Regions from separate parts of the Homo sapiens genome. Here all the other regions are linked to region 1. Evidence: chromatin loops called from intact Hi-C (ENCODE). Cell type or tissue: sigmoid colon. All regions are shown on one strand.

Region 1 (8,000 bases):
TAGCTTCCTGTCTCCAAGGGGATTTTTTCCCACAGAAATATATTGCTGATTGGATGTTGCCTCTCTAATTTTGGAGACCATATGTTCTAGGTATTCCGGGAAAAATCTGCATTTCAAATCCTGGATCCATTGTTCCCAAAAGCCATGTAAGAATCCCAACAGAGATAGGTCCCTCTCATGGATATGTCCTATGTCCCAGGGATACCGCTCAAAGCATTTTGTGGCTGAAGACATTTAATCTTTCATAGAAACTCCTGAAGAAGATGTTATTGCTATTATAATCATATGTATTTGGAAATGAAGACTTTGAAAGGTTCTAACTTATTCAACATTTCTCAACCAGCATGTGGCAAAGTTCTGAAAGTCTGTTATTCTAACCAACATCCTACCTTGAGGAGCAATGATGTTCACCTGTCTGGTTGCCACAACTCACGTCCTTCTGTGGGCAGCAGAGTTCCAAGACGTTCCCCAAGATCTCATTTTCTGGAGGTGCATGTCTCCCGTGACCCCCTCTTTGGATTGCCCGCAGAGCCCGTGAAGATGGTGTTATCACTCCTGTGATTACTTTACTGATCAGGTGACTTTGAGTCAATCAAAAGGTAGATTATCCAGGTGTGCCTGATTTGATCAGGTGGTCCCTTAAGGAGGCTTAAAATGACCCTTTCTGAAGTAGAGTAATTGGAAAAGTAAGAGGGTCTATGGGTGGGGTCACCTGGCAAGGAACTGAACTCAGCCTCCATGAGCTCTGGCCACCAGCTGACCTTTAGCAAGAAAGCAAATCTTTCTTTGGTCAGTCTCCACAACAGGACGAAGCTGGCTGAGCCCTTGCCTTTGGCCCTGTGAGATGCTGACCCGAGTATCCAGCGAACACGTGCCAGAGTCCTGACCCATGGAAACTGAGATGATGAGTCTGTGTTGCTTTAAGCCACTGTGTCTACAGTAATTGGTTAGACAGCAATAGAAAACTAATAAACCTCCCTCTTTTTCATTTACCATCTTTCTTTCCTTCTGTCCACAAATATTTATTGATCATTTATTCATCTATTAGAACATGTGCTAGGAACAGTAGCTACAACGGCCAGCAAAGCCAGATAAGTTCTCTGCCCTCACGTAGTTTATAATATCATGAGGGAGACAGACATAAATCAAATAACATGGATACATGAAAAGCTGCAACTTAGATGACTGAGGAGACCCCCATAGCACCATGACAGCTTGGTCTAGCCAGAGAGCATAGGAAACATGTTCCTCGTTGCATTAGCAATTAAGCAAGAGCTGACAGATGAGCAGTAATTGCCAAGGCCAAATTGAAGGGAAGGACAATGCAGGCAGAGGGAACAGCATGAACAAAATCTCTGTGGAGGCAAAATCATACAAGTGCAAGGGACAAAAAGAAGGTCCTCTGACTGCAGCTTGGCCACTGGGACAGGAGATGAGGCTGGGCTGGTGCATACAAAGCCTAAAAGCCATATGAAGTGCGTTTCCTTTGTAGGAAGAACAATGATGTCTTAGTCAGTTTGGGCTGCTATAATGAATTACCATAGATTGGGTGGCTTGAATGACAGACATTGATTTCTCACAGCTTTGGAGGCTGGGAAGGCTAAGATCAAAGTCCTGACAGATTCAATGTGTGGTGGGTCTGCTTCCTGGTTTGAAGATGGCCTTCTTTTCCTTGTATCCTCACATGGTAGAGGCAGTAAAGAGAAAGGAAGCAAGCTCTCTCCTGTCTCTCCTTATGGGGGCACACATCCACCACGAGGTCCCCAACCTCAGAACCCATCGCCTCTCAATGCCCCCACCTTCTAATACCATCCCATTAGAGCTTAGGGTTTTGACATATGAATTTGTGGAGGACACACACACATGCCATCCATAACAAATAGAAAGCCAATTACAGGAGAATGTCAAGCAAAAGGAATGCAGAAAGGCAGGAAATGGGCAGAACAGTGTAAAGTAAGTAGTATAGACCCCAGGAGAACAGTGAGCCTCTACCTGAGTGATGGCACAGGGAAGGAGAAAGGCGGGTCAGGGGGCAGAGAGGAGGCAGGGTGTGTGGTTTGGAAACTGATTAGATGAGTGGAGCAAGAGAGAAGGGTAGCCAGCTTTGGCTTTGCTGTCCTTAGAGAATTCAGAGGAGGAGGAGGAGGGGGAGCAGAGGGAGGAGGAAAAGAAGGATGGAGGAGAAGAGAGAGGAGGGCAAGGGGAAGCCAGGGGAGGAGGAGAGGAAGGAGTGAGGGTCATTGGAAGGAAGGGGCAAAGCCTGGTTTGTCCCTCCTGGGGTGAAGGGTGGAACTGTCACACATATCTACAGCCAAAGGCACAATCAGGAACATTTACTACATAGCAGAGGTGGCTGAAATGATGACAGTGAATGGAATCTTGGATGATGTGAAAGCAGAGAAAAAAGGCCAAGGACAGAACCATCTGGACAGCCTCCATATCTTTCTCACCTCTTTGGGTGACTCAAATTTTCTGTTTCAAAAATAAAGGAAAAGTGGGTAGCATGTACTTCCTTTCATTAAGTATCCAATCAATAAAAAAATTGAATAATAAATAATAAAAATTATATGTATAGACTATAAAATAAAATTTAAATAGTTTGAATTTTAGAGACTCTGATGTGATATAATAAGAAATGAGGCTGTATTATAATGACCTTGAGATAAGAGAAGGACTCAGATACATTATTACAGATTTAAATTGGGTGCTTTTATGAAGTTTAAGTCAATGATGTAGCCAGCTGTGGTCAGAGGACCTATGATTGTACTGAATCTATGATATACTATTGAGTTTGTTTGTTTTTAGCTGAGATTCAATGTATTGTTAATTTTTCCTTCAAGCAAATCCGGCAGATATAGTTTTATTTTTCATCTGAAAATGAATGGAAAGATTTTGTACTTTATGGACTCATCAAATTATATGAGAAAATTTACATTTAGAAATACAGGGTGTGTTGGCTTATACCTGTAATCCCAGTGTTTTGGGAGGCTGAGACAGGAGGATCACTTGAGGCCAGGAGTTGAAGACCAGCCTGGGCAACATAGCGAGACCTCGTCTCCACACACACGCACACGCACACACAATAGATAAAAATAAAGGCCGGGCGCGGTGGCTCACGCCTGTAATCCCAGCACTTTGGGAGGCCGAGGTGGGTGGATCATGAGGTCAGGAGATCGAGACCATCCTGGCTAACAAGGTGAAACCCCGTCTCTACTAAAAATACAAAAAATTAGCCGGGCGCGGTGGCGGGCGCCTGTAGTCCCAGCTACTCGGGAGGCTGAGGCAGGAGAATGGCGTGAACCCGGGAGGCGGAGCTTGCAGTGAGCCGAGATCGCGCCACTGCAGTCCGCAGTCCGGCCTGGGCGACAGAGCGAGACTCCGTCTCAAAAAAAAAAAAATAAAATAAAATAAATAAATAAATAAATAAATAAAGTTTTAAGAGACACAGTGGCTCACATTTGCAGTCCCAGCTACTGGGGAGGCTGAGCTGGGAGGACTGTTTGAGCCCAGGAGTTGGAGGCTGCAGTGAACTACGATTGTACCACTGCACTCCTGGGAAACAGAGCAATAAGCAACAACCTGTCTCAAATAAAAGAAAAAAAAGAAAAAAGAAAGAAAGAAAAGAAAAGAATGCATTTTTATCCAGAAGATGGCGTGGTCAGTATCACTGGAGCCTGTCATTCTACCCAGATCCTTTCCCCAGCATATGTTAGATTTCCATTTGGATTCAGGCAGAATGAGTTCAAATCCCAGCTCTGTACGGACCATCTCTGTGACTCTGTGGAAATTGTTTATTCTATAATATACTTAACTTCTCGGGCTGCTTGTGAAAATTACAGGGGATAAAGTAAGTGAAGTGTCTGGAAAGTGGTGGTTAATTGGTCAGTAGTAATTGCCTTCCCTGGTTGTCAGGGGTCACCCTTTTTTTTAATCTAAAGGGGATGATCTAGACTCCAGTTCTGGGTCTATTTTCCCCCCAAATAAAATCCTATCCTCTCAAGAAGTAAAGTAAGAGAACAGTGAAAGTGTCGATGTCTATAATATTACCTAAATGTCTCCTGGGATACTGTGAATGGAGTGAGGGAGTTCATAAAAAATTCTAGCATTTCATTCATTTTCAGCTGCTGTCTCTGATATATGGAAGGCTGTAATTTCACAAGGAAGTGAAACCTTACCTCCTACCAGGTGTCAGTATATTTTAAGCAAAGAGATATTACAACTCGGGAATTATTGAAAACCTATGTTCTTTCCCTGCAATTGCTCGAGGCAGATTTTGAAAGCCACATTTTGAAATCAGCCTATGACGTCATCAGAACTAGCTGTAATCGAGGTGACACAGTTGATGACTCTCTGGGTAGGGCTGGTGTGGGAGATAGTGATAAACATTTGGCCTGAAGAAAGCTGGAAGACAGATCTATTTTTAGATTTTTATTATGCAGTTTTATCTTGAGTCTCTTTAAAATTGTGCAACTCTCAACTCTCCAAACAAATGAACATTTCATTGCTCTGTATTCTAAAACAATTTCTTAAAAACTTGCTTTCTGTCTTTTTCTCAGCTCTCTATCTCTCAAAAGATTAAAAATCAGAAGGTAAATTGCTTGTGTCCTTTTCATGCACCCAATTTCAGCTCATTTTAAGTGTTTAATTTACTTAAATAGCCTTCAATTCATCTTGGAACTATTTCGACTTAGCAAGAAAATATAAGAACATATACGATTTACTGCCGTAATAGCGTCTTGGAGAGGTATGTAGTGTGTGTGTGCACGTGTGTGTGTGAGTGTGTGTTTGTCTCCCCCAAGGAGCAGCAGCAGTGCCTGGTATTCACTCTGTTCCTATTTTTGTCTTTTGTCATCACTGCTGTAACTGAGCCCACTGTCATCTGGTAGGAATATTTACCCGCTGGATCTGACTTGGCTGGGTAGCGGTGAACACACATCTGGAGTCTAGACTTGGCGGCTCTGTGGGCAGGCTCGCAGCCCAGGGCTCCATCAGCCCCAGGGCTCCAACACTCCGGCGCCCTGCTCTGTTGACATAGCTGGTGGGCTGCCTCATCAGTTTCAGCTGCCTGACCCCCTGGTCCCCCAGCCTCCCCCATCCCTGCCATATCCCAGCTCTGTGCACTTTGGAGAGCCACCAGAGGAGCGCCTCTTCTGCTTCCTTCTGCGAGCCCCCTCTACTCAGGATGCTTTGCTGGAGAAGAAGGGAAGGAGGAATCCACGTTAATGTGAAACCTGCAGACAGTGATTCTGCTTCAGAGATAAGGGGTTGCTTTGGATGGGAGAGGAGCTCTGATAAAAGCACTAAGCGTAAGAAAGAAAAAATCTGATGGGGTAAAACAGATATATACCTTGGAATATATGATTTGGGTTTAAATCTTATACCCAGCTGTTACACCAGATGTGTGGCCTGGAAAGTCTTTGAGGCTCAAATTCATTATCTATAAATTCAGGGGAAGAGTGATGACCGCAATAAGTTGTTGGGCAGGATACAAACCTGAATAAAGACAAAAGGTCTAGTTCAATGTCTGCCTTAAAGCGACAAATAAAAATCAGTTCCCTTTTTCCTGGTCAATGTTTCATTTACACAAGTCAGAGTGATTCTTTGACCCAAGGCAAGCAAAACATCCTTGAGATTTGCTGAAAATAGAGGGCGCTTGGGGGAAACATTCATGTGAAATGAGAAGTTTTTGAAAAAGATCCCACAGCAATATCTGCTTTTAGATAGAAGGTAACAGAGACAGAGGCGATCACATTCTTGTGGCGGCAGCATTTCCCATGTGGGATCTTGTTTTCTCTTGTCTATTTTTATAAAATGATACTAGCGTGAGGCTTTGATAATGGGTTGGTGACTTCTATAGAATGAGGCTGAGCCCCCTGGGAGTTGAGGCTCCCCTGAAACGTCAATTTTGAGATTTGAGAGATTCTTAATACACATGCATTGGTCTATGCGTTAACAGCAATGGGTTCTTAGTGTATTTCCCTCACAAGGAGGCTAAATCACACTGTTTACAGTTATTTGCATATGTGTCTAATCAGTTATATCTGCAATAAAATGATACCTAAATCAATTTCTTGCAAAAAGAATTATTTGGATGTCTACCCAGCAAACAAAAGTGTTTGAGAAATTATAAGTTTCTTTTGAAAGTCTATTTTATTATACTGTGGTTGGCAAACCACGGCCTGCAGCCCACAGACAGAAACTGTGGATCTGCATCCAAGCCTGAAATATGTATCCTCTGGTTCTTTACAGAAATGTTTGTTGATGCTTGTAATTGTATAAATAAATAACAATAAAAAGTGTAGTTTTCTCTTTTAAAATTGGGAATACCTGTTGGTACTGTGTGACCATGGTATTTTCTGGTTTACAATCCATCCTGCATGCTCATTTTACTACAGTATTATGAGTGTGTGGGGGCTGCTGTGACAGAACACCAATAGACTGCCTGATGGCTTAAGCAGCAAACGTGTATTTCTCACAGTTCTGGAGGCTGGACAGTCCAAGTTCAAGGCCAATTTGACTCCTGGTGAGGGCCTTCTTCCTGGCTTACAGATGGCTGCCTTCTCATGGTGTCCTCACGTAGAGAGAGGAAGGACCTCTGGTCTCTGTTTCTTTTCTTTTTTCTCTTTTTGAAATAGAGTTTCACTCTTGTTGCCCAGGCTGGAGTGCAACGGAATGCTCTGGGCTCACTGCAACCTCCACCTCCCAGGTTCAAGCGATTCTCCTGCCTCAGCCTGCAGAGTAGCTGGGATTACAGGCGCTCCCCACCACACCTGGCTAATTTTTGTATCTTCAGTAGAGATGGGATTTCACCTTGTTGACCAGGCTGGTCTTGAACTCCTGACCTCAGGTGTTCGCCTGCCTCAGCCTCCCAAAGTGTTGGGATTACAGGCGTGAGCACCACACATGGCCTTTCTTTTCTTATAGATTCTAACTCATCAAGGAGCCTGGACCTCATGACCTCCTCTAAATCTCATTTCCTCCCAAGGGCCCTATCTTCAAATCCCATCACATTGGAGGTTAGGGCTTCAACATATACATTTTAGGAAGAAGGGGAATACAAACATTCAGGCTGTAACAATTACACAGTAAGTTATTTACCATGGTGTAGAAATCCCTTCCTTTTCTGATCTTAACATAGCAACTTCATTCCATGGCACTCACTTCTACCCGCCTCACGTTCCAGACAAATGATGAGGACTCACAATAGTCTATGGGAACATAAATGGGGAAACAGATAATTCTGTCTGAGGCCACCAGAGACATTTAAGTGAAAAAGAGTATATATGACTTGGGCTTTGAAGAATAGCAGATAAATAGGCCATGGGTGTTCTAACCAGTCAAAGCAGCACAGCCCAGGCCTGGCTAGAGGCATGAAATGCTATAATGTGCTCCAGGGAACTGAGTCATGCCCAAGAGCAAGAGATTGGGCATGTGAGGCAAAGCTGGATTCACAGATCCACTCTATTACTGACCAGACTAGTGTCTTTGGGAAAGTACTTAGATTCCTAAGTTTAAATATTCTCACCTGTGAAATGGGAACAATAATGGCATCTGCCTTCTAAGGCTGCTGTCCTTGTCATTACATATGGTATCTCCACCATGATCCTCCCTCATTTAAGCAAACTCAACTCAAAGAAACATAAACCAAACAAGTCGCCAACCCAAACAGAAACCCATCTCCATGCTTGTTGCCACCTGCTGGTCAAGGCCAAACTCAAGGAGGTCTCCTTGCACTTTGGAATCCTGATGATAATACTGTGTAGTGCAGTTTGTCTTAAAAGAATTATACCCCCTAAAGCAGCTGAAATCACAGTCAGCAAGCTCTCTGCCTGCTACTTCAATACAGATGTATGCTTGTTGCTATAAGGAGACATTTGACCTTTAACAGTGACCAGGAATCAAAGAGTTTTGATTTATGTTTGGTTTGGGTTTGGTTTAACCACCTATCATGTTCCAGTTTGTTGACTAGTAGCGAAAACCTAGCAGGTTAACCAGACTAG
Region 2 (8,000 bases), 570 kb after region 1:
GGAGGAAGTTGGGGCTAAGATGGGTCAAATAGGTTGCACCTGGTTTTACACCTAATCAAGATCAGAGCTGGGAGGTAAACCCAGGTCTACTTTAAATACCATTTTCATTCCAGGAGGAAAGATATCCATTCACTTATTTATTTAATCATTCAGAGAGTATTTGGGATCCTACACTGAAGGGTGTTTTGTGATAAATTCAAAGTCAGAATTTCTTTCCAACACTCATTCTGCAGTTAAGATGGGACACAATGATCGAAAACAGGAGAACATGCTATATTTCCCCATGCTTCAGCCCTAGGCACAAAGGTCTTCTTATAGACAGAGCTCCACTGGCTCAAGTGACCCATGAACACAGGAAAAGGAATACAGTGCAGTGAGCTAATCCCAGACTGATCTTATATATCCATCCTATGTCTGAACCACTTAATTTTTTTACTCAAATAAATCAACAGAGTGCAGAGTCAGCCTTCTGTGGGCATCTCTAGAGTAATTAGAATAGGTTCTAAAGGCTCTCTTTGTCTAACTTGGTGTGGAGGCATTGCTGACACTTTACCGTGTGATAACGGGCAAGTGACAGCCACAGACTCATCAGTTCACACATCCCTCACCTGGTATTTCTAAAGCCGTTGTACTTTTTTCTCCTATTTTTTAAAGAAATGTTTTATCATAAGAAATTTGGCGTGTTCAGCTTTTAAAATTTTTTTCTTATGCATTTGTCCAGAATGAAATCCCTTGACACTATCACATTTGTCCCAGACACAGCTTTTGGACAAAATAGCCTTTACAGATCATTCAGAGGAATATTCATTGAGCAGTAAGTGAATTACAGTCAGTCGAAGCTTGCATAAATTACAGCTTCTGAGTGAAGGAAATAAGAAGAAATACATGATGAAAGCTGAGGCACATCAAGAAGCCCATCACCTAAGATTATTGTATCTCATGACATATTCCCCTAAACATGCTTCTCTTGGCTTCCCCTGTGCCATAACATGTATTCTATGAGAAAATGATAATAATTCTTGATTCCTCATGCTGACCTCCACATTTCACAGGTCAAGTAATGTTGAACATTTTAATTCCCAAAATTGCCTTCAATACATCCTTTCAATGCACTATCTCTCAACAGAGCAATTGAATTTTATTCTCCACCTACCCCAACATATGCACACACATTTGTCTCTATTGTCTTTGTGGTCAGCCCTTCACCGTTGTATTGGCAGAAGAATCTTCTACGTGACAAACTAATTGAATCACTGCCTTGGTCAAAGTCCTTTAGTAATTCCAAATTGATCAAAGCATAAAATCCCCAAAAGTGAAAAAATGTCCCCACATTCTGTTCAAATTGTCCTTCCATCCTTATTCCCAGAACGTTAATGTTTTAAAGAAACCAAGCTGCTCGCTCTTTCTAAAGCACATCCTGTCCTTTCACTGGGCTTATCCTGAACGGACCAAACAGAATGCTCTTCTTTCTCTTCCCCACCTGCCTGAATCTGGAACTTTTTTCTGTTTTCTCAGGTTGAGTTAGTTCTGCCCACCTTTGAGTATCAACACTTGACATATGCCAACCACGAATGGTCCTGACACCCTGATGGGAATGACTCTCCTGTTTGCTTCACTCACAAAAAATGAGCTCTTCCATTTAAAGGGCCATTTCACTTTCAGTTGTTATTGAAATATTTCATTAAAAATATTTTTGAATGAATGGATGGATGAATCTTGAAAAAGTTTGATTAAAATATGGTGCCAGCAGTCAGTAGCAGTTATGTTAGTTGGGGAGTGAGTCAGAGTATTGAAGGTCTCTTCCACACGGTCCCTACATAGTGGTCTTCCTGGCCTTGACCAAGCCTCCCATCATCAAGGGGAAATTCTGCCATTTCTTCATCATCATTTTCTTATCTGTAGGCCCTAGTGTCTAATGACATCGGATGAACCAGATGCTTAGTTTCTCCAGTAATGTTTTTGTCCTTTCTTGAACAAAAAGTTGTATAATGTTACTTAATCATATATGATTTTTTAAAAAATTGTATAATATTACTTAATCATACATGATTTTCTTAAAAATCATATAATGTTACTTAATATACATTCTTTGTGATGGGACAAAAATGGCAACTTTATTAGAGGAAGAGTTAATGTAAAAACCAACAATCTATTCTAGTTGCAATCCTCATTCAAAAATTCAAATCAGCTGATAAAATTGACATAAATTTTCAGATGTAAAACAAAGACATCTTCATCCTCTTAGTCTCCAGATAGATATCACTCGCCTGGAAAATTTTCTCTGACTCCTAGATTTGGGAGAAACTCACTGCTATGAATTGTCCCAGCACCCTGTTCTTACCATGCGACTCATAATAGCGGTAGCTATTTATTTCTTGTCATCCTTCCATACCTATCTAGGAACTCCTTGGGAGAGGGACAGGATCTTCCTAACCACTGTATTCCTCATGCCTAGTACAGTGATGGCACCCAGCAGAATTTCAGTAATAGGATTTAATGAAAGAACAAATGAATAGAGTTTGCTGGTAGAAAACAAGGCTAATTTTCAAACTTTCCCTGCTGACATGAAGAAGAAGGTATTTTCTTTAGCACCAACATGGTTTTTTTTAGCGCTCCCCAGCACTAAAGTGGAAATATGACAATGTACAGTTCACAGGAAGTAGATATTTCACACTATGATTAGTCTTTTTGGGTTGTTGACTGAACCAATCTTAGGACTTTAAAAGTCATAGGAATGCTGTAGCCCTATAACCATGAGTTCATGGCTGGCTGATTAGGCTCCTGAGACTAAAGCAACAGACACACAATCAAACCTCCTACTCTTGCTGCCTAAATTTTATTTATTATTTTTATTTATTTATTTATTTATTTATTTATTATTTTTTGAAACAGGGTCTTGCTCTGTCACCCAGGCTGGAGTGCAATGGTGTGATCTCGGCTCACTGCAACCTCTGCCTCCTGGGTTCAAACAAGTCTCCTGTTTTAGCCTCCTGAGTAGCTGGGATTAAAGGCGGCTGCCACCACGCCTGGCTAATTTTTGTATTTTTAGCAGACACGGGGTTTCACCATGTTGGCCAGGCTGGTATTGAACTCCTGACTTCAGGTGATCCACACACCTCACCCTCCCAAAGTGCTGGAATTACAGGTGTGAGAAAACATAAATGAAAACTGCAGTAAAGTAAACAAAGCAAAAGTGACAATAAGGAGTTGAAGGCAGCTGAGAGTTGAAAGTGTCCTGCAAAAGTCTCAAACTTTGCCGTTTTACTCAGAGAACTCTCTAGAGCCCTGGTCTAAGGTCCAGACAGACATGGTATTATCTGACTTTCTGTTCCCAAATCCCATCTGATTACGTTGCAGCCTCAGTTCTTTATCTGCTTCCCAGCCTATGTGGGTTTAGTGAATGACTGGCTCCCTGAAAACCCATCAGTCCAGATAGTGCCTTTCAGGGGAACCTCTTTCCTCCCAGGCTTGCACAGTGTATTTCAGCTGGGATGCCTCCTGATGACTCCCTCTGGCTGGTTCTGCTACATTCGCTCACTAACCTTTAGATACTCATTCATTATTAATGCAAAAGTGAGTGGTCATTGCCGAGTTGCAGTGGAAAGTCACACTTAACTTTCAATGCCATCTTCCTCTATTCCTGAAAGATGCTATTAGAATTAGGCAGGATGTTATAAGCTGAGAGAACAGCAAAGGAAAAGCATTTGCCTGCCTTCCAACCTCTCATAGCAATGATTAGAACACATTAAGGATTCTTTTCATTCTAGTAAGTATTTTTCTAGGTTTGCTCGAAGACCTAAATCAAGTTAGGGTAGGTTTTCGTAAGTGCCCGTGGTTTGGGCTGAAACCGAAAACTGATTCAAATGATGCAACTATTATGAAAGTTTTTCTGTAATAAAGTAATCATAAAATTGAAATTATGAAATGACTAGTGTTCACTGCCTTTCCATTTTCCAAGTAATTATCTGACGCTTCTGGGGTTTAGCAGATTTTTCTGCTAAATTTTTATTAAGATGAAAAAAGAAACATTTGTAAATAGCACCAAAGGTAGGATGTATTAAAAAGATACAGAGATGCTCAAAAGGCACTGAAATAAACTCTGTTTAATTTCTACTGGGGTCTTGCAAGCTTTTGGACACCCGAGTCAAATATTAAAACAACATTAGGGATTTTTTCTTAAGTTCAGAAACCCCCACCATCTAAGCAAAACATTTAAATTCTATTTTGGCCTTTGTTAGAGTTGGAGCATCATCAAACAGTACTTTTTCTAATCTGACATTTTAGAGGTTGGCAAATAATGACCATGAGCCACATTCAGCCCACTGTCTGTTTTTCTAAATACAGTTTTATTGGAGCACAACCACACCCATTTGTTTATGTCTTATCTGTGGGTGCTTTTCACACCTCAATGGCAGAGTTGAGTAGTTGCAACAGAGACCATATGGCCTGTGGAGCTGAAAATGTTTACTATCTGGCCCTTTACAGAAGAAGTTTGACAATGCCTGCTTTAAATAAAATATGCATTCTATTAGCTGGAGCTAGGCTTTTACAGATTATTAAAATATAACTAAATCCAATCCTTAACTTTCTGAGCTGCCATTACTCCCAAATATATTCCATTTGTGGCTGATAAAAACAATGTTTTTTTATTTTCTTTACCTCTCAAAAAATGCACTGAAGAAAACCTAACATATCAGAAGACCTGTCTATGGAAAAATAGGGGGAAAAGTCTCCTAAGAACAACCTCAGAGGGTTTTTAGAAGAGCAAACATTGCCCAATTTGTTCCCAACCAGTCCCATTTCTGTTGGTAAAATAAGCTCACAGCTTCAGTCATTACTCTTTGGGCCAGCAAGATCAAAGATGTGTTTATGTGAATGTGCCAGGGAAGGAGACAAAAAGCAGAGGTTCTCCACCATGGCTGCATATTGGAAGCACCTGGGAGATGAAGACAGTTCGAAAGCCAAGTCCCTCCCCAGGCCAATTAAATCAGAGTATGTGGAAATGTGGCCAGGGCAGCAGAATGTTTTCAAATTCCCCAGGTGGTTCTCCATTGCAAATAGAACTGAGAGTCGCTGGGTTCCAGTAAGGAAGGGTGCTATATGGAACAAGGACGTCACTTAAATTTGGGGGTTTTCCTTTCCACTGTAAAATGAGAGGGTTGAAATGAAGTTCTCTGAGGTCATTCCCGTCTGTGATTATAAGTGCAGTTCAATTGAATTAAGTTAATTTCCCCAAAAGAGGAAGCATGGAGCATTTTGACACCTTCTGTTATGAAGAAATATGTGGAATGGAAAGTGTTCAGAGCACGAATGGGTTCACTGCCGTGGGAACATGGGAAAGAAGGCTTGACGGTATTTCTGCTACTACTCTGTGGTTCAGTACTTCAGAAAGAAGAGAAGCCAGAACTTCTCTGGGACCTGTGTCAGACGCATGCTGTTACTCCTGCTGGCCTTTGCAGGCACCTCCAGTTCTGGTGGTTCACTTTTAGTTAACAGACAATAACCGAACACATGGTCTGAGGCTCACACTGTGCAGAGAGAGGGTGAAGCTTCTCAAGGGTGAATATTTTCTCTAGAGGAAAACAATGATGGGATAGATTCTGGTTCTGCTGCTTACCAGCTGTGAAAGATGGGATTTATTCATTCTCTCTAGACATCAGTTTTCTCATCTGCACAATAAGAGTAATAATCATCTCTCTATTCTGGTATCCTACAGAGGATTAAATAAAATAATGCATCAGAAGGCTTGGCAAAGTGTCCACCACAATGTAGGCTAAACAAAGAGTATATCATCATTACAATCATTTTCATTATTATTACTGTAATCATCATGATGTATTGGCAACACACAAGTGAATCAAAGGTACTGGCTACCAGTGATTTTCAATTTGTGGTTACAAATGACACCTAACAGGGCTGACTTTGTTAATATTTGAGGGGCTCTATAATAGTAAGATGGGAAGGTGTCTTTCTGTATAAAATACCTCAGACATTACGAGGGAGCCAGGCATGGTGGCTCCCGCCTGTAATCCCAGCACTTTGGGAGGCCAAGGCAGGTGGATCACTTGTGGTCAGGATCTTGAGACCAGCCTGGCCAACATGGTGAAATCCCATCTCCAAAAACACAAAAATTAGCCAGGCGTGCTGGTGCGTGCCTGTAGTCCAAGCTACTGGGGAGGCTGAGGCAGAAGAATCACTTGAACCCAGGAGGCGGAGGTTGCAGTGAGCTGACATCATGCCACTGCACTCTGGCCTGGGTAAAGGAGTAAACTCCATCTCAAAACAAAACAAAACAACAACAACAGCAACAACAAGGCTAGCAAAGGGCAGCATGTATGACAGGCAGGATGCACACTAACTCCCATTCCCTCCCCCACTGCAGAATGTACAGCATCGCATGTGCAGATGGTTATTACACAAGTGTGTGTCCATAAGCAATCTAGGGTGTATTTTGAATGCTTTTAAAGCTTCCTATGAATAGTAGCATATTAAATGGATACTGGTGAAACCTGGATTTTCACTCAACATTAAGTTTTTGAGATTTATCCATATCAACACACGCCATGCAAGCCCACAGGTTCTAACTGCTATATTCTATGTCACTTTACGATTTTGCCATGATTTATTTATCCTTTCTTATGTGGCTGAATATTTGAATCATTTCCATTATTCTGTATTACAAAAAAAGAAATGTTGCAGTGTCCATTTTACATGTTTCCTTGTGTACAAGTGTGGGAGTCTCTTAGTGCGTTTACTGAGGAGCTTTATCACACAGAATACGCCCATCTTTAAATTCTCAGTCTCCTTTCCGGGCTCATTGTTATCTCCTGGATTTTGTAAGTATCGGTGTGCCCCACAGCTCAGTTCTTGCATCTCTTCTCTTCTCCACCTGCATTTAGGTAATACCACCTGGTTCCATGTCTTTAAATACCACCCAGGATTACTATCTCCAGTCTGGACATACTTCCTGAAGTCTGGGTTCATACATCAACTTGCTTACTTAGTATCTTTGTAGATATCTAAAGGGACATATGACGGACATTGTAAATGCTCGCCAATGGGGTTTCTCTTCCAGGCACACAGACTGCATTTCTCATCGCACTTTCACCAACATGGGAGAATGTGACTACTTCTTGTTGAAAAAAAATAAGAATGTACCACTTGTCTTTGGTTCCCTGGGAAATCGAGTCACAGATTTGGTATGGGAGGTTATTGGGCCAGCCCTTCAGGAATTCACCTGTATGGGAGTTAGAGGTGGAGATCTGGGCAGAGGGAAGACTTGAACTGAACTGTGATTCATTTCCAGCAGAGCCTTAGCTGATCCCGCAAGGGCCCTGGAGGTGAAATCGCATCTCAGAATTGTTCCAGATGGAGGCATGAGCTGTGTCTTTTTCCTCCCATGTCAGCCATCATTAGAAGTGGGCAGCTTCTAGGGAGAGGACATTTCCTTGTGCTAGATGGCTTTCTTTATCTGAGAAATTTATGGGGAGGGATGTCCCGGGGAGCCACCCGACACTTCAACAACAGGGATAATAAATACCTCAGACCTCAGGGGGAGTGATGAGCAACACACCCCCACATCCACTGCACACTCCTAAGCTGAGGTGGTAAAAAAGAGCCTGCTCAGTTTTCAATCTTGTACTTCATTCAGCAATGAGTGTGAAGACCATGAATGGCCCCCATCTCAAATCCTTCAAGGAGCTACAAGGGCTTAAGTCATCTGAACCTGTATCACTTCTCCAACCTCACCTTGAACCATTCATACTTATCGTTCTCCAGTATAGAATGACCCCCCACTCCACTCAGCTATTCACTAATTCCCTCACTTCTTTCAAGGCACTGCTCAGATGTCATCTCATTGTTATGAGCCCTTCTCTGATCACCATCTATTTCAAAAAATATATGTGAATAAATTTATTTTTTAAATTATTTTCCAGAGCATTCATGTCATCATAAGACACATTACAAATTTATTTTTAAACAAATAAAAGACTAGCCCC
Region 3 (8,000 bases), 530 kb before region 1:
TGGGTCTGGCTTCCTGGGTCCAGCTGAACAGCTCTTGAGCTGGGGCTGTTTGGGAGATCTCTGTTTCTGTCTGCGTCTCCTAGTCTGTTCAAAGGAGCAGTGGTTTGGGTGTCCCACCAAGAAGCCGCTTTCCCACACGGGAAAGGAAGAGGTCTGGGGCAAGCAGATGGGCCTGGGTCGCTCCACTTGGCATAGGCCCATCCCTGGAGCTCTTGGGCCCAGAGAGACCTGCCTCCACCCCATCTCAGCCAGGATGTCCTGCAGAGCTCAGACCCCCGGGAGGCCCCCGTGACCTTTGACGGGAGGGAGCACCCAGGCAGATCGTGGGGAGCCCGGAACAGCTCACATGGCACAAACTCCCCCTGCACTGATTCCCCTCAGCTTGTTCCACTTTCAAAAATAGCTAATGAGGAAATTAATTTTGTCACCCAGATGTATTCAGTAAAAACATGTCAGGGAAAGACAATTAACCTCTGTGCTGATAAATCCTTCCCAAATTAATGAAGTTAACATTTGTAGATATTGAGAGATTCATTTGGGGAAAGAGGCCCTAAATTACAGCTTCCTCCAGGCTAAGAAGGGGAGGTTGAGGGTAGAAAGAAAGGAGAGAGATAGAAAGACATGGAGCAGGAGAGCAAAGACAGAAATGCACACACCTACAGGGAGCATAGTGAGGCCAGGACAGGGAGAGAGGAGAGAGGGTGGGGGCTGGCAGAGAGACACAGAGAGAAGGAGACTGAGGGAGAAGGAGCTGGGCTCAGTGGGAGCCTGGCTGGGGCCCTCCCGAGCATTTTCCATTGGTCCAGGCATTCACTTGCAGTTGACTTGCAGAAGACTCAACAACTTCAACCAGAGAAAGAAAAGAGCTGAGGTATTTTTAAGATGTAAAATTTTCGGTCCCCCCTTGGCCTGATGTCTCTCTGCCTAAGGTCTCTGGATTCCTTTCTCCCTGGGAGCCCAGGCCCTGGGAGCTGACTTGCCAGCAGAAGGGGCTGGCTGGCTGGATTGGATCTTTCTGAAAATGTTCAGCCTGGGGTCCTGTGTTTCCCTGAGAGCAGCTGAGTCCTGGCATCAGCAAGTTTAGCCTGCCACCCATGCAGGAGCCCCCTTCACTTTCTCCCCTTTCACCAAGAGCAGTCACGCCCCTGAGGCAGTATCTTACAAGAGGTGAGTCTCTGCCTGAGTTGGACCCTTTGATCCTAGGTTAAGACTGGCTTGAAAAGACAGGAAAGCTTAGGCCACGTGGACAGACAGGTCAGGGGGTGTTGGCAAGCTGACAGTGATGTGGCAGGGCCCAGGGTGGGAGGAAGGGACAGCCCAGCCCAGACTCGTGCTCTCCCAACCCTCTGCAGCCTCAGCCCCATCTGAGGAGCCCCAGCTTAGAAAGCAAGTCCTACTCTGCTCCTGGAACGGAGATGAAAAAGACAGCTTCCCAGGAGACCTCCAGTTTTGGCGATGTCAGGTTGAATGGCTGAGGGGCCTTGTGACCTCCTGAGTTCCCATCACGTCCAAGACCGGCAGGAGTCGCCTGCAGAACTTCACTGCCGTACTTCTCTCCAGAGGGTGTGATGTAGCCATCAGACCCTAGCCAAAGGGGCTGCTTTGCTCTTGTCTGTTTAAAAATTATGCTTTTAATAATCTCTCCCAAGAGTGTGACAGGCAAACAGGCCTGGAAGCAGTGATGATTTCAAATCCTGCCAAATGACCGATTCTGGGAAGTAGGGGTCAGGATGTGTGGGGGCTGGTGTTGCTGTGTGGAGCCTACCAGGAGGCCAAGAGGCCAAGAGGAGATGGGAGAAGGACCCTGAGACACATGGGCTGTGCTTCTTTCAGGAAAACCCAGGGTTGATGACAATGATCAGCAAACACGAGGGGAGGGAGGGGAAGCCTGGTGCCCAGGGCCCCAAGACATAGCTGGAGTCTGGCCTGGGCCCCATTTGGGAAAACTCAGAGGGTTGGAGGAGGTGTCTGGGGAAGAGTCAAGGGTGGGAGATGACTGAAGTCGGGGAGGCCCTGCCTGGAAAGGAGAAAGCTGCCTGCTTTGTTTCTACACTTGAAAAAATGCCAGCCAAGTTAGCCTCACAAACACTGTGGGCACAGACGGAAGAAAACAAGATATTAGGTATCTGGAGCTGGATTTTTCCGATGACCGGGTGCTTACTAATCTAATCTTCCCAGGCAGAGTGACGAGCTTGCAGATTGCAGAGAGTGATAGATGTTACCTATCTTGAGTTCAGTTGGGCCGTTGCTCTTCGCTGCGTGACAAACCTCCCCCACCCCCAAACCAGGAGCTAAAGGGAACATTAGTCCTGTTCTCTGGATGACAAGGCGGAGGACCTGGGCCTCCACGGGCCATCACATATAGCAGGGGCTCAGAGTGATGTCTTGGGGGCCCAGGCCTGTGTGATGGTGTCATGATCTCCAGGAATGGAGAACAGATGATGTGTGATGTTTTGCAGAGGACATCCAATGTGGGTGGGAAGGGGTCTGCCCAGGGAGGAAGGATCTGGACTCACGGGGCTGAGGTGAGGGGGGTCAAGTGCCCTGCAGGGCCAGAGGCACTGGCCGGAGGGGCTTGCCCAGGTCCTGGCTGGTTTGGGCCTGTTCGTCTCATACCTTCCCCAGGCCTGGCACTGGGCTAGGATGTGGATCTTATTCTGTCTCTCCGAGGCAGCAGTGGGGCGGGTACTGCTGGGTGAGCCCAAGCCCGGGGCTGCCGCCGACTTCAACACTGAGCTCTCAGCCTCCCACGTGCCTCCCGCCCCCTGGGCCGCTTCCCCCAGAGATGAGTAAAGGACTGAAAAATTAGAACCAGGAGGGAAGTTTGGGGGAAGGTGAGGCTGCAGGCTGGTGGTGAAGTCTGCAAGCACAGGAGGATTACGGCTTTTTACACGAAGGGTGTTGGGTGGGTGGTTCTCTCTCCTCTGCTCTGGACAGAACACAGGAAGCTGGCTTGGATGGCAGCACCGAGCCTTCGAGCTGGGGTAGGGAAGAGATCTTGCCAGCAAGGGGCAGATATGCAAATGAGTTACTAGTAAACCTCCGTGTGTGGAAGTCTCAGAGATGGGCTGGTGATGCCTGGTAGCCGTGACCACCTGCAGCAGAGTTCCAGGATTTCTGCAGGGACCACTGTGGGAGCCCCCCGGGCTGCGTGAGAATCCCCACCAGTCACTGAGTCAGTCCAAACCTTGGTGTCCCTATCTGTGTATTGACACAAACGTTTCTGCTCATGAGACTGCTGTGAGGATTGGAGAGATACTGTGTGTTTTCAGATCGAAAGTACCACACACGTGCGACCCTCAATGCACACACGTGCACACGCATGGACCCTGGCAGATGCGCTGGGTCCAGATGAATCATGGAATGTGCTGGGGTGTGCTCTGCTCCCCTCCTCAGCCCCCTTCCTCTCCCTGGACTTTCTCGAGTCAGAGCAGAGATCCTCTGGGGCTGAGTTCAGTTGCATGGAGCCAGGGGAGCCACAAGGGCCTGGCGCTCTACGCCTCCCTCCTGGGCTTTCTCCCCCAGGCCTGGGAGCGGAGGAGACATGGAAGCAGCTGGGTGGATCCAGCCAGAGGTGAGAGTATAACCAGCAAAGCAGCATTTGCAGGCTGAGATCTCCTCCCCCTGCTGCAACTTACTGGGAGCGGGGCCTGTTGCACAACCAGGCCTGCCTGGACGTTCACCAGGAGCTTACCCAGAGGGTGGCTGGGGGCCCAGGACCTTTCTGGCTGCAGTGGCTCCAGGCCTGGGCCACCCCTCACCCGCTCAGCCTGGACCTAGGCCCTGCTGGCTTGGCCCCATCTCGGGACTGGCCTGGGCTGGGGTGGGGCTGTCCTCTGGCTCCTGTCTTTGCTGACCCTGCAGGCCAGCCCTTGCAGCTGTAAGGGGTTAATTAACAGTCACGCCGGGCAGAAGGGTGGTAACCAAAGGGGAAAAAGTGGGGAAGTGACAAAAGTTGAAGAAATCTCACAGGGCCCTCACAGCTGGGGGCTCTAGTTCCTGATTCTCTTGCTGAGACGGTGCCTGACGGCAGCCCTTGGCCTCTGCCTCCCCTTCCACCCCCGCCAGTGAGGGTGCAGGTTCCCCTCCCGACACATCCCCCCAAGCACCCCTGACTCAGCTCCTTCCACAGCCTGCAGATCCCGCAGCGGGTGGCTGTGGGGCTGGGAGTCTGGTCAGGGGTCAATTGCATTTCCTCGCTGGTCTGCCCTGGATGCTTCCTACTCAGAGGCCGAACATCTGAGTCTCAGGGAGGTCAAGTGACCAGCGGTGTGCCTGAGCTCATGGCCAGTGGTGTGGCTGGGATCCAACCCCCGCCTGCAGTGGGGCTATGCCGCCGAGTTCCTTACTCCTGAACTCTGCAGAGGGGTCTGGGGAATGGGCGAGAGGGTCCACAGCCAGGAAGGCTGTCATGCACGCAGTGGAGCTTTAGTGCGCCCTGTCCTGTCCGGGGTGGGAACCGGTGAAGGACTTAACCTGACAAGGGACAGAAGTGCCTCCCCACGAGAACTCGTCCCTTTGAGCAGCCACTCATGGACCCAACAGGATAGGAAGCACCTGCAGCCCTCTCTGCAGGGAAGAAGCCCTGACTCTGGGGAAGAAGGCCTCCCTTGGGTCTTCTCTTGGGTCCTCTTGCTGAGATTTGGACCCAGGGCTCATGCCCATTAGCCTGGGAGTGTCTCTCCTGGTCCTCCTGCGTGTCCTGTCCTGACAGAGCGGACATGCATTTCTCCAGTGTGACCACATCGGGGCTGAGTTTAAAAAGCCAAGTCCCATTTCTAGCTGGTAGTGTTGAGAAGGAAGCCACATGGGGTGGTGAGGAGGTGGGTGGAAGAGGGGGGCCTGGCTCCTGTGGGAGGACTGCTGTCCCACTGTCCACCTCCCCTCCAGGTCAGCCCTGGGTCTCCCTCCTCATCCTCCTGAGCATTCTCTCCATGAATAAGGGAGGTGATTCCAAGAGGCCCGTAGCGGGTCCTGGGGCAGAGGCTTCGAGTTTAATTTTATCGTGAATACATTTGGTATCGTAATGAGAAAGCACAGTAATAATGATGATGGTAACAAAGTCATTCATTCAACATCGACTGCATGCCACAGCACACCCTAAGCTTGGACGCTCTGATATAATCCTTCCCACAAATTTAACATCCCTAGTACTGATGAAGACGTTGGGATACAGAGAAACGTGCTGAGTTTCCACGGCTGGAGAAAGGCAGAGCTGGATTTAAACCTGGGGCCTGGAGCCCCATGCTCGCCCTTTCTCTATGTGGCTCCTTAAACCTGTAGGTGATCGGCTCCATCCTTCAAGACCACACTTGGGGTTTGTCAAGGGTAAAGTAGGTTTATCATCTTAAAGCTCTGCTTTGTGCTAAGGCTAGAAAAAAACCCGATTGCTCACCTCAGAGCTTACAGGTGAAGAAATCACCATTTGCCTATTCACGCGGGGCCAGGGAGATGGTGGAGACACCCACAGTTGAGGGGCTGTGAAAAGAGAGGCTAACTCTAGCTCAGTAAGTTTTTAGCCAAGTGACCTTGGGCAAAGTCCCTAATCTCCCAGAGCTCCAGTTTCTTCACCTGTAAAATAGGTGTGATAATAGCTTCTGGCAGGATTTATGAGTTTACATGGCTGCCACAGCATGGTACCCTGAACTGAGTGACGTCAACGACAGAAACGTATTGTTCTGCAGACCCAGAGTCCAAGATCAAGGTGCAGGCAGGGTCGGTTCCTTTTGGTCCTGGGAGGGAGACTGTTCCAGGTCTGCCCCAGCTCCTGGTGTTTTGCTGGCTGTCTCTTCCTGATTTCTGCCCATGTGGCTGTGCTCCTGGGGGATAAGACAGAGTGTCACAAAGTGGCCTGTGCTAGGCCAAGATGTTGGCTCCGTTGAGACAGAACCATGTCCTGTGTGCTCAAGCACAATCTATATTCCAGACCTCTGGGGAAAGGTGGGGAAAGAGATGGGTGAATGCTCTGGTTTCTCTCTTTAGTTGACGCTAGGGTAAGGGCCATACCCTCTGTTTGGGCCAGATTGGGCTGCTGGGCTGGGAGTCAGCTCTAAGAGCCACAGTGTGGGCCTTTCCCAGATCCCTCGTGGAATGGGGTGAGCAAGCTGCTAAGCTGCTGAGCACAGTGCTGCCAGCTCTGCGCTCCACCAAGCTCATTTTTATCCATTTCATTTTTACTTGGCAAATAATAATTGTCTGTATTTATGGGGTGCAATGTGATGTTTTGATACATGTTTACATTGTGAAATGATTAAATCAAGCTAATTAACAAATCCATCACTTCACAAATTTATTTTTTATACAGAATGGGGACTATAATAAATAAAAGATGCATTGCATATTTCGCAATTGCTAAAGCATAGTAGATTTTAAATGCCAGCTTCACTCTCTGTAGTCCGGTATAGACGTGGCCCCCCCCCATGCCCTTTCAGTAACAAAAACATACACACACATGCATGGATATGGAGCTCTTTAGACACATGACCGGATACTTGAAGGGCTGCTACTCTTTGGGACAATGTTGGCTGTTTACTGAGCTGTGAGTGAAGATGCTTACAAGATGATCAATGTGCTGAAGAAATTCCACTTTGCACTGGGGTGTAGCAGGCCAGCCCAGCCAAGTGCAAAGAGCTGATATCGTATTGGGAGCATGCTATGGTAATTGTGTGTGTGGTGGTAGGGGGCCTACTAAAGTTAGATGGGTAGAGCCATGGTGATACTTCATTTACCACCTCTGTAATCTAAGAACAGAAGCTATCACATGTCTATGACATGTCAGACACTGCTAGCATGTTCTTACAAGGGAGGTTATTATTCTCATTTCCAGAGAAGCATCCAGTCCTCAGGACTAAGTACTCTTAATGTCTGTTGGTTTATCTGTTCTTTGAATAGATCTTTTGTCCATGCATGATTTTACATTGTCATGTTAACTACCGGTTTACTGAGTTATGAAGATCTTCCAAATGTTGACACATTTCATTGTTCAATATCCAGAAGCCGCCATAATTAATATCAGCATCAATCTCTGTGGAAAAGTCTTGGAGTGCTCTCAGTCAAGTACAAGCTTCCCAAAATTCTAATTTTCACTTGAAATCTTAGATATTGTTGTTGACAATAAACGCTGTCAGTTGTTTGCCTTGAATGAACAGGCCTACTTTGTTTATTTTCAAGAGGATGTCTGCCAAATACCTAAGTCTGAAGAAATATAGTTTGTCAGTTGTCAAATAAAAATGATGATGCATGAAAAAAGTGGCTAGTTTAGCTTGTAACTCACATAAGTGCTTTTCCTGTAGTCAACTTCTCACTTCAGAGCATAGTAGAAGGGTGTGTGTGTCCTTCCCATCTCCTCACACAGAATATTAAAAATATGTCATCAAGTATAGAGACATAATGAAATTAATGCTTTTTCCTGCTTCATCAAGTGCATTCTTCAGTGAAACTGATGTGTGTGGCAGGGGAGATTGCAGTGACTGTTAATATGGTTTGGTGCCACTGCCCGTTTCCTTGATTTGTGCAGTTTCCTGCACTGTTGCTTTTGTACCATGTGTGCAAATGTCGACACAGGGGAAAAGCAATATGCTCCCATTGCTCTCTCTCTCTCTTTTTCTCTCTCTCTCCTTTCCTCTATCTGTCTGTCTGTGCCTCTGTCTTTTTATTTTTAGCCCATTCTTTCTCATTCTTTCAGCCTACACCTCTCTCTGTCTCTCCATTCCTTTGTGTCTCTCACTTTCTTGAACTGTCTCCCTCTGTGTTTCTCTTTTCCTGATCGTTGCCCCGCGTCTCCTCTACCTCCTCCTCCTGCCCTCTCTCCCGGTGCCTGGATGTGTGTGGGACCCTGTGTGGGTGTGCAGATGGCACGCACCATGGCGGGTTGGGGGGGGGGGGGCACTGGTATAAAAGATCTCCCCTACAAATGCAGAGCAGTACACAGCCCTCCGTCCAGAGAAATCCTTTTCCTTTAGAAACTCACCAGCCCAGGACCCCCTAGCATTCAGGAGCCA

What was found. Peaks named below come from ENCODE experiments on the same cell type or tissue, not always from the same donor. Only the 100,000 strongest peaks of a DNase experiment are listed, where the experiment ranks them.
Region 2: it touches region 1 in a loop (3.0-fold over the local background); 5 of 110 quality-filtered maps call a loop at or near these places.
Region 3: a loop joins it to region 1, with 2.3 times the contacts of the local background. A loop is called at or near these places in 3 of 110 quality-filtered maps.

What each region holds. Positions count from the first base shown.
Region 1 is chr2:8,000,763-8,008,762 of GRCh38, reverse strand. It overlaps LINC00299 (long intergenic non-protein coding RNA 299), which reads left to right. Exons shown (of 9, transcript NR_034135.1): 9 at 4-992. Among named protein-coding and RNA genes, the nearest start is that of LINC00298, 28 kb to the right of the region's middle. In sigmoid colon, no CTCF peak of the experiment used is centred here; DNase peaks (open chromatin) are centred at 4,342 and 4,942.
Region 2 is chr2:7,433,715-7,441,714 of GRCh38, reverse strand. All of the region lies in intron 4 of LOC100506274 (a long non-coding RNA gene), which reads right to left. Among named protein-coding and RNA genes, the nearest start is that of LINC01871, 290 kb to the left of the region's middle. In sigmoid colon, no CTCF peak of the experiment used is centred here; a DNase peak (open chromatin) is centred at 4,924.
Region 3 is chr2:8,530,961-8,538,960 of GRCh38, reverse strand. No RefSeq gene overlaps it. Among named protein-coding and RNA genes, the nearest start is that of LINC01814, 49 kb to the left of the region's middle. RefSeq lists cis regulatory regions at 1,093-3,285, 3,308-4,310. In sigmoid colon, no CTCF peak of the experiment used is centred here; DNase peaks (open chromatin) are centred at 2,660, 3,680 and 4,110; H3K27ac peaks cover 954 bases.